2 separate regions of the Homo sapiens genome follow, and region 1 is linked to region 2. Evidence: chromatin loops called from intact Hi-C (ENCODE). Cell type or tissue: dorsolateral prefrontal cortex. All regions are shown on one strand. Links, peaks and the distances in the headings refer to the core of each region. The heading gives the core; the rest is flanking DNA.

Region 1 (5,384 bases), core at 319-5,318, 320 kb after region 2:
ACCATGTTGGCCAGGCTGTTCTTGAACTCCTGACCTCAGGTCATCTGCCCATTTTGGCCTCCCAAAGTGCTGGGATTACAGGTGTGAGTCACCGCGCCCAACTAAAATTATCCTTAAACATAAAAGGAACAGTAGAGGCTGGCGTGATGGCTCAGTTCTGTAATCCCAGCACTTTGGGAAGCTGAGGTGGGTGGATTGTTTGAGCCCAGGTGTTTGAGAGCAGCCTGGGCAACATGGCAAAACCCCATCTCTACCCAAAAAAAAAAAAAAAAAAAAAAAAAAAAATTAGCTGGCCACAATGGCGCATGCCTTTAATCCTAGCTACTTTGAGCTACTTGGGAGCTTTAATCCTAGCTACATGATCATGCCACTACACTGCAGTCTGGGCAACAGGCCCTGTCTCAAAAACAAAACAAAGAAGACACCCCAAAATTCAACAGTAGAGGCTTGAACAACAAAGCTATCCCTTCCCTTGGTGCTTTTTATGGCCTATAGCAGTGATTCTTAAAGTGTGGACCCTGGACCAGCACCACCTGGGTCCCCTTGGAAATTGTTAGAAATGCACATTTCTGGGTCTCAGCTTAGTCTTACTGAATAAGAAACTCTGTGGTCACAGCAATCTGTATTTTAGCAAGCATTGTGGGTGGTTCTGAAATACTTTAGAGTTTAAGAACCAACAGCCTCTGAATACACTTCAAATTCTGTAACATGGCGTCTTTATGGCTCTTTCTTTCCCCAGCCTCTGTTTCCAAACCTGCTTTTATGACTCACCTTTCTTTAGTCACCTGAATTTGTTGGTATTAGTGGAACACTCTGTACTTTTTCATTCCCTATGTGTTGACACTCTAAGCTAGAATGACATTTTTCCTTTTGCTGTTTTGTCTGATGAACTCCAATCATACTTCAGTAGCAGCTCAAACTTCACCTTTTCTCAGAAGCTCTCTCTTACTCCTTTCAGTCAAGTTAGCCACTCTCTCCAGTGTGCTTCTAAAACCCTTTGAAAAATCCCTGCTTTAATTATGTGAACTTATTTATGTTTTTGTCTCTCCCACTTGACCAGGCATCCCTGAGAGTAGGGATCTTATGATATTTGTATTGAGGAATCAATCCTAGAGCTTTCAGCTTTTGGCAAAGTCTGCCATTTTCTTTCCTCTTTGTGTGATGATCTTCTCACAGGACTTTTGGAGATCTCAAACCAAATAATATATAAAATGCTTTGAATATCATGTAGTGCTTCACAAATGTAAGGTGATATTATGTGCACTAATGCATTAAATTTCAATTATTATAACCCATAATGATGTTTAATGAAGCACCATCAATATATTATGAACTGCTTTTTGGGAATGATGATTTCATTGTTTGGTTACATGAGGATTTCTATAATGTATGATGAGCATTTTCTGTTATTCCTATCTGTGGTGTGAACTCAGGATGTGTCTCTTTAGAGCATATTTGGTTACTTTATCACATGTTTGATTCCTGTATTATCAAAGGATGAAAAACAAAGAGACTTGTCTTGAGCTCATGAAACCTTATTGCCGGCATCCCAGATAACTAATGGAAGCCCATCCAAATTCCTAAGTGATCTATCAGGATTTCTGCCAGGAAAATTAGAAAATTCAGAGTTTAGGCTTGGTTTTCTTTTTATATAAATTAGATGTATGTTACATTATCTGGTCAACTTATTAATATTTGCTTTCCAGTCATGTTAATGACAGCATATCAGTTGGAATATCACAAATTTGTGTGATTTTAATATTATCTTGAATTTAGTTAAATAAATAATAAATAAAATATAAATTAAACCTTTTGGAAGTCAAGTATAAGCAAGAGAGGATTTCATGAACATTAAATAACATTCTGCTTAACATGCACTTGGATAAAGTCACCCTGGAACTTGCAAGTATAATTCAGGGGAACTTGGAATTCCTATGTAAGAGCTCCCTATCAGAATCTCTGAAGGAAAAAGATAAAAAATTTGAAGGCTTTCCATTCAATGATAACTTTAGAAGTTTATTGTAAGAAGTTTGAGGAGTTATGTTTCCTCTTCTAAGTATATATCCCAAGCCAGATCACACACATGAAACAAAAATAGAAAATAAAAACAAAAAAAACCCCAACCCTTAAACATATTATGATTTGAGACCTCTTTCAAGTTATATGAACAATGTGGTTGATATATTGTGATTACTGAGTGAGGTGCCTGTGCAGACTTGAAGGCAAGTTTTAAGAGTTCTGGGATTACATGCTCTGTTTGTAAATAGTCATAAACTGTAATGGGTTTACTTTAAATATGAATACATTTGTAATATATACACAGGTATATTAATGTTGAGTTTGTGCTTTATTTGAATATAGTTTTTCCACTATATTTCAGGATATTAATAGAAAAAGTACAAATGTGGTAGAATCGTGGGGTGGAACCAAAGAAAAACAAGCTTACACCCATATCATCTTCAAGAATGCAACTTTTACATTTACATGGGCATTCCAGAGAACTAATCAGGGTCAAGATGTAAGTTCCAAGCACTTTTTTTTAAAATTTTAAACACACTAATGATGCCCCCTTGTGGAGATGCATACAAAGTGATAACTCAAATTTGGAAGAAAGGACTGCTTTTTAAAAAATATGGAATGAATAATCTGGTTATAGATTCAGTGGTATAAAATGATAATTTTTTATTTTTTGAGAGTAAGAATGTATGGAATAAAATAACAACATGTCTTTGAATTGTTCTTCACTCTGAACAAATACAGTTTTTGGAAACTTATGAGAAGGAAAATCTAATTTTGCAGTTCTCTAAAAATAACTTGTTTTTAAAGCTTTCTGAGGCTTTGTGAAGATGGGCAACTTTCTTCATCTTCATCTGAGTCATCTAATGTTTAAGAGCCATTAACTAGTGTCATTTTATTTTTTTGTTACAGTAATATTTCCTTTTACAGCCTGGAGAATGTGTATGTACCCACCATTGAGTTAACACACAAAATCATTTCCTTTCTTTTATTTTCCCTGCCAGAATAGACCTATTCCTCCCCTAAGTATATCCATTGTACCATATGTTTCAATAGTAGCAGGACTTATTTTGTGGATCTCTATAGATGTAACCTTCCCAAGGTGAGAACAAGATAAACCACTTGTTCAAAAGTGGCCGTAATGCTATGGTGGCAATGTATGGCATTTTCTCTTCTTCTCTTCAGGCTTTCAGTGGGGAATAAATTCCCCAGATTGTACTTGACTCCAGTTATTCCTTATGAAGGTTAAGATAACCATCCTGTGGGGCGTGAACATGCTGTGGAATCTTTCCTTGCCTTCCATTTATCTTTGTCCCAGACAAAAAGCATTAAGTAGTCTGGAGTAACACTGCTCTGTACCGATAGAGTGACGCCAACTGCTTAATTAAAACCAGACCTTAAAGTGACTCAGTGTTACAAGGAGGAAAAACATAATAAGACCCAGGTTTTTGCTCTCTAGTCCACATCTTTTCTGTATGTTGATTAGGGAAAGGACTGGAGAAGGAAAGGAAGACTCAATGAAATGGTGTGATTGCATTGATTTAGCACAGTTAATGTTTGTGTATGACTAGAGGTCCTAGTCTTCCAAGATTTTCTCATCCCCATTCCAAGGCATTTCTACCCTGCCGCACTTTCAACCTCCTATTGTATCATTTGATTTAGGCTAAGATGTGAATAAATGATGATGGGAGATAAAAACTGTTCCTCTCTTAAACTATACTAGTTCTTCTAGATATGAGGTCTATAATTGCATCCTAATTTATACTAATTGTGACAGATCTCACAGTAATTGTGGCAAAACTCCTGGAACTATATTATTGCAGAAATTAGTTTCTAGTATCAAGATTTAAGATTTTTTAAAAGAAGAACCAAATAGCAGTGATATTAATCTATTGTCAATTACAAACTATTAGGCTGGAACACTCTATTTAGTTATTTTGATGATGTCAACAGAAGACATAATCTGGTTGTACAACTAAGCCCCAAGGCAGAAGTCATTACTTTATGCTCTTTTTTTTAGAATAGACGGTTCATCAATGACATGGTGAAGATTTATTCTATCACAGCCACTAATGCAGTTGATGGGGTGGCGTCCTCATGCCGTGCCTGTGCCCTCGGTTCTGAACAGTCGGGTTCATCGTGTGTCCCCTGCCCTCCAGGCCACTACATTGAGAAAGAAACCAACCAGTGCAAGGAATGTCCACCTGACACCTACCTGTCCATACATCAGGTCTATGGCAAAGAGGCTTGTATTCCATGCGGGCCTGGGAGTAAAAACAATCAGGTAAGTGGGTCTGCATTTCAGGTATCCCCATGAAAGCACATTTTAATAGAGAAATTCAAGCGTTCTCCTTAATGTTTCTCTGGGAGCTATGAGGTTGCTATTTATTCTGAAATAAGACTTTCTACTTACCATTTCTGTTTTCTCCCTTCTTGCGTTTATTAAACACTTACTGTATGCTATGAAAGTACTAGTTACTGGTGACATAAAATATTAAAAGCTCCCAAATAAGAATGCTTTTCCAAAATATTAAAACTGATTTCTTGTGTATTGTTTAGGTACAGCAAATAAACTACCTATCTATAGGCTGGCTATAGCAGTCATCTGGGAACAGCTAGTGTTTCTTATAATTTTGAATGGCAAAGATTGATGCCATATTATGAGTGAAGGACAAAGCACTTTTACTGTCTGTTTAAATTTACGTAACAGAATTTTGGCTATTTCTTAAAATACCTTTCTACAAGGAACAAACTTGAGGATAACTTTACTCTGTCTTTAAAAGATTCTGAATTTTCTGAACTTTGTTTAGAAAAATCTAGTTAGAGTTTAGAAATTCTTTATATTAGTATGGTAAAGTATATTATAGCTAAGACTAAATTACTGGAATAGTTTTTATACCTAGAACTTTTTTCAAACACATTTTAGTAGCAGCTAATATTTTCTTTCCTGCTATATTGTTTCTTTATCTTTAATCAAAGGACCATTCGGTTTGCTATAGTGACTGCTTTTTCTACCATGAAAAAGAAAATCAGAGTTTGCACTATGACTTTAGCAACCTCAGCAGTGTGGGCTCATTAATGAATGGCCCCAGCTTCACCTCCAAAGGAACAAAATACTTCCATTTCTTCAATATCAGTTTATGTGGGCATGAGGTGAGTTCTGGCTGTCAAGGTGAGATGGACCTATATTTCAGCTCCGATCAAGTTGATATTTTCTGTGTTAATGGACCAATAAATTCTCTATGGATATCAACCAAGTGTCAGAAACTGAGGTTTGATTGCTTAGATCCTCTATTGCTGCCTAGAATATTGGCAGATTTCTCCACCAGGGGCAACCTTGTCTGGTTCTCAGTGTATCAAATCACTTA
Region 2 (5,384 bases), core at 65-5,064:
TTTCTAAGAGTAAAGATTGGATCATAATTCTTGGAGTTGTAACTATAAATGAATGAAATTGTCTTGCTCATGTAACTTGCCAACAGGTTCTAAGGTGAATACAAAAGAAGACTTTCAAGAGGGTGAGTGAGTGAATGAATGTAGCAATTTGATTTAGGTGTATAGTCTAAGGATGACATTGAAGTATGACACTAATGTTCTGGGGTCTATTAAAAATTCAGTGTTCTTATTTTATAGGTAGGTTTTATACTATACAGATGATAGGTTTCCTATTCTGTATGCAATCGTTCTCTTAGAACACTTTTCACTTTTGAACAAGTGGTTTTTCTAGGGGCTGTGAACAGGAGAAAACTTTGTCAACATTAACAGATTCTTGAAACATTTTTAATGAAGGGAAAAGCAGTTCCCAGTAGAACAATTGTAGTTTCCTAGGGCTGCTGAAACAAATTACCACAAACTAGTGGCTTCAAACAACAGACATTTATTTATTCTCTCACAGTTCTGCAGGTCAGAAGTCTGAAATCAAAGTGTAGTCATGGTTGTTTTCTTCAGGAAGTTCTGAGGGATAATCCTTTCCATGCTCCAATCTCAACCCCATTTTCACATGGCCTTCTCTGTGTGTCTCTATATGGTCACCTACTCTTAAAAGGGCACTAATCATTGGACTTAGGGACCACCCCAATCCAAGATGATTTCCTCTCGAGATCGTTAACTACACCTGCAAAGAGCCTTCTCTCCAAATACGTTCACTGTCTTACTCAGGTCAGGCTGGTATAACAAATAACATAAATCGGGTGGCTTAAACAATGAACATTTATTCCTCACAGTTCTGGGAGCTGGAAGTCCAAGATCAGGGTACCAGTATGGTTGGGTTCTGGTGAGGGACTTATTCCTGGCTTGCAGATTGCTGCCTCTGGCTCTATCCTCATGTGGGAGAGAGACCGAGATAATATCTTTCATGTATTTTCTTATAAGGGTACTAATCCCATTCAAGAAGGTTCTACCCTCATGATCTAATTACCTCCTAAAGGCCCCACTTTCAAATACCATCACATTGGGGATAGGGCTTCAACTTATAAATTTGGGAAGGACATAAACATTCAATCCAGAGCAGTTGACAAAGATTCTCTGCTTGGCCAAACTTTAGTCAGGCTCCTGACACTTCTCCTAGGCTCATCTGTGCACTTCCTTGTAAAATCCAGTTGTAGAAGAGAACTCTGCTAGGTCAGGATAGCTAAAAGCCCCTACATATCTGATCATGCTCTGTAGCTGATCGGGTTCCTCATCCTCCATCATTCCCCAGGTGATGTCTGATCACCCTGGTGTGTCTTCAGCAAGGACACCGGTTTAACCAGAATGCCCATCTGATATTTCCTTTTAGTAATTTTCCATGCACTGAGTCCCACCTTACTCCTTGGCTATAAATTCCCACTTGCCTATTCTGTATTCAGAGTTGAGCCAAATCTCTCTCTGCTGCTGCAAGACCCCATTGTAGCAGTCCCTATACCAATCATGATGTTTCTGGATAAAGTTTTCCATGCTGTGCTTTAACAAGTGTCACTGATTTTTTTTTTAACACAATTACAGCCACAGGTTTTAGGTGGACATATCTTTTGGGAGGCCACAATTCAACCCATTACAGGAGGCAACAGAAGACATGTAGGCAGGAGAAGTTAATTACATTAGATATTCAGAGTTTCTGGTTATCTCTTTCTTTAGAGTCTGAGGTGGAAAAACACCATGTTGGGTGGTAGAGATGAAATTTCTTCCTTTGTATATTCTGAGACTTAATACCTTTTCCCTAATCTATTTATTTTCCTAATCTATTTCAGTAACAGATGTCTTCAGTGCAGGGATTGTCAAGGAACTCAGCCAAGGGATAGTGGTGCCAATGTTTTCACTGGGGAGAATGCAAATGACTGTCTAAGAAGGAAAAATGTGTACTGTTGGAAGGGCAGATTGCAAGACAATTTCTTTGTCCTGGTTGCTATTTATTTGCTTTTTCCTTCTCAATCTTGATGTTTTTCTTTAGGAAAAAATAAAGCCTCTCAAAACTTCTTCCTTGGAGAGAGAAACAAATTAGACAAACTTATTCTGTGATGTTCTGTTTATTTTATCTAAAATGTCAGAAGTCATGATGACAAAATGTTTTCATTCTTGTTTTTGTTTGATTAATTTTTCTGCATTATTTATTTGTTTATTTTTAAAGAAAATGTCACAGGATCCTTGAGTTGTCACTTTGCCAGCTGGAAACCTCTGTGGCCAGCGGCGCCTTCTGCCTGAGTATTGCTGGCACTGCTGGGCTTGTTCTGCCCCCTTGGCCTGGCAGGCTGCTCTTGGCTGGCACTACTGGCCCACATCCCACAACTGCCAAAGGCGAGCCAGGTGCGGAGCAGCGAGTGGTGTGTGGGTAAGCAAGCATGGGGTCTGGCCACCATGCACAGCCAGACACGCTGGCTGCTGCAGTTGGCTGGCGGCTCCATGAGAGGTTGTGGCTGGACCAGATGTACAATATACAGCTTCCACTGTGGGCACCTGTGTCTGGACAAGGGGAATGCTGTGGCACCCAGAAGCTTGGAGACACTAGGAACTGGAGAGTCCCAAAGAGGGTGTCACAGCCCTGGCTCAGGGAGCACCCTAGGTCTGGGGTTCCCGAAGGGCCACAGCTCTTCTCCTTCTCATCCTAGGCAACATGGTGAGTGGGGATGGGGGCATATTTCAGCCCTGTTTGTGTTACAGCGCTTTCAGTCCCGCCATTCAGTCCCTCTCGAGTTCTTGTCCCATGTACAGGAAGAATGAGGTGCACAGACAATTGGAGGGTGAGCAAGGCAGAGAGGAGCTTCTTGAGCAACAGAACAGCTCTCAGGAGACCCGAAGTGGGTAGCAGCTCCTTTCTGCAGGCAGGTTGTCTGGACATCTGTCCAGCTCTCAGTGGAGAGAAGACCCAGAGTGGCTAGCTCCTTTCTGCTGGCAGGTTGTCCTGACATCTGCGTAGCCCTCAGCAGAGAGGAGATCTAGACTGGGTAGCTCCTATCCACAGGCAGGTCATCCTGATGTCTGTTCAGCTCTCAGCAGAGAGGTGATCCACAGTGGGTAGCTCCATTCCTCTGGCAGGTCACCCCAAGGTGTGTCCAGCTCTCACTCCAGTTGGCTGACTCCACTGGAACTGACAGCCCAGCCCTCATGCTTCAGGCCATCCTTGACTTGAAGGTGGGGCTTCACTGGGGACCACCCCTTTCCACACAGGAGCCTGTCTGCCTCCTGCCTTCATCAATCATGTTGTCCACAGCACCCAGTCTGTTTGTGAGGAGGGCAGCCTCCAGGCCTCTTCCGAGCTCCCCTCAGTGGCCCCCATCAGCCTCCCTCCCATGCTGGTAGGCACCCAAAGTCTAGAGGGGGCCAAGGTGGCAGGGGGCTGGCATGTTAGCACCACCCTGAGTGCACACACACCTGGTTGGGTCATGACAGTGCCTGGGCTGGGCCTCAACTTTGCTCCAAAATCAGAGAGGGTGCCAGGAGGAGGGCGAGGCCAGGCAGCAGGAGCAGGCACTTCCCAGCCTGTGGGGGAAGGAGTCTTCCTTGGTCCCCAAGAGTTCAGAGATGCCCAGGTCCACAGCTGCAGCTGGGCAGCTGCAGCTGCACCCAGGAGGGCAGGGCTCCTGCCCCACCAATTCAGAAAGGGGCTGGGCTCCCACTAGTTACCTGCAGACTGATAACCTCCCCTGCTGCAGTAGACGTCTTTGCAGTGGGTGCACCAGATTGGCTGCCTTTGCCATCAACAAGGTCTTACTCTGTTACCCAGGCTAGAATGAAGTGGTGTGATCATAGCTCACTTGAACTCATGGGTTCAAGTGATTCTCCCACCTTAGCCTCCCAAGTAGCCAAGGCTTTAGGTGCGCATCACCATGCCTAGTTAATGGGGTCTCCCTATGTTGCCCAGGTGGTCTCAAGCACTTGGGCTCAAGGTGGGGTCTCCCTATGTTGTCCAGGCTGGTCTCAAACACTTGGGCTCAAGTGATCCTCCTGCCTTGGCCTTCCAAAGCACTGGGATTATAGGGATGCACCACCACACCCTGCCCATATTTGTACACTTGAAAGGTTAAATTGATATATTGCCCATTATTAGAAAAAGATGTCATAGATATGTTAAGCAATATTATTAACTTCTTCAGATATTTATTTTTCACTGTGAAGCTGGATGTTTAAGCAATAAGATTGTATTTCTGTCTAGTCTTCCTAAAAAAATTAGAGTGGCATTATTCTAAGAAAAGAAGTGTTACTACCCCCACTGTTATGTCTATTTAGAGAACAACTTAAATAGTATGGGAAAGTCACCTACATCAAGGCTGGCAGGTTTAAGCTTGAGTGTGTACAGTGTTTGTGTCGTGCTGTGTTTAAAATTATCACAGAGAAAATACCTTTGTGAAAAAGACTTTAAACCACCACTCCGTCTAAAACATAAAGGCCAATAATATCATTACATGAAAAACAGCTATAACTGTCCTGCATCTGTGAACTACATTTACATTTATTTTGTTTTTTCTTTCTCCCCTTTAATGTTAGGCCTCTCTCTTGTGGTGAAACAGTCACATGATGTCAGTCTCAGAGAGGTTTGAAAAACTATTCCATTGTGCCCATTTTACAATGAAGAAATGGAAACTCCTAAGGCTAAATGAATAACTGAAAAAAAAAAAAACAGCCAGGGTATGGTACACACATTTCCTAAAGGTATGCCTGAATTTTAAATAATTTACTCAAAATTATTATCAGTAATATTCTAGATTTTGAATGAAATAATGAAATAACAACTGGTATTAGTTCCATTACTTTTTCCTAAGTTTTCTTAAGAAATATAGTTCAAAACCTGAAAAATTATTTACCTGTCCTTAAATATTTTCAAATTCCTGACTCATGAAATTAATTAGTTAAAAATAATACACATGTGAAAAATCCAAAAGTTATTGTAGGAACTTTAGGAAATTGTTTATCTGCTCAAGAATCTATTTGCTCATATTTGAGAGGATTGACTTAATGAATGTATTTCTCTAATTTCTCTGGGCAAATTTTACACTTTCAAATTGAGAACAGTGTTTCAGCAATGTATGCTGCTAGACCAGTGCTGCAGATTTTATCTGCTTCAGTAGCACTGCCAAGTCAATTATTAAAACATCTAAAAATTATCTCTTATCCATTGTGGCTTATTCCAGTGAATAGCAGTTTAGAGTAAAAATCTATTTCACGGCTGGGCACAGTGGCTCAAGCCTGTAATCCCAGCTCTTAGGGAGGCAGAGGCAGGAGGATAGCTTGAGCCCAGAAGTTCAAGACCTGCCTGGGCAATATAGTGAGACCCCGTTCTCCACAAAAAGAAAAAAAAAAGACAAAAA

What was found. Peaks named below come from ENCODE experiments on the same cell type or tissue, not always from the same donor. Only the 100,000 strongest peaks of a DNase experiment are listed, where the experiment ranks them.
Region 1: a loop joins it to region 2, with 4 times the contacts of the local background. A loop is called at or near these places in 65 of 110 quality-filtered maps.

Annotation. Positions count from the first base shown.
Region 1 is chr7:86,911,857-86,917,240 of GRCh38, reverse strand. ELAPOR2 (endosome-lysosome associated apoptosis and autophagy regulator family member 2) reads left to right here. Exons shown (of 22, transcript NM_001142749.3): 13 at 2,381-2,518; 14 at 4,037-4,300; 15 at 4,996-5,169. Among named protein-coding and RNA genes, the nearest start is that of GRM3-AS1, 110 kb to the right of the region's middle. In dorsolateral prefrontal cortex, for the core only: a CTCF peak has its summit at 2,562 (motif pointing left); no DNase peak of the experiment used is centred there.
Region 2 is chr7:87,228,423-87,233,806 of GRCh38, reverse strand. No RefSeq gene overlaps it. Among named protein-coding and RNA genes, the nearest start is that of TMEM243, 11 kb to the right of the region's middle. In dorsolateral prefrontal cortex, for the core only: no CTCF peak of the experiment used is centred there; a DNase peak (open chromatin) is centred at 2,346.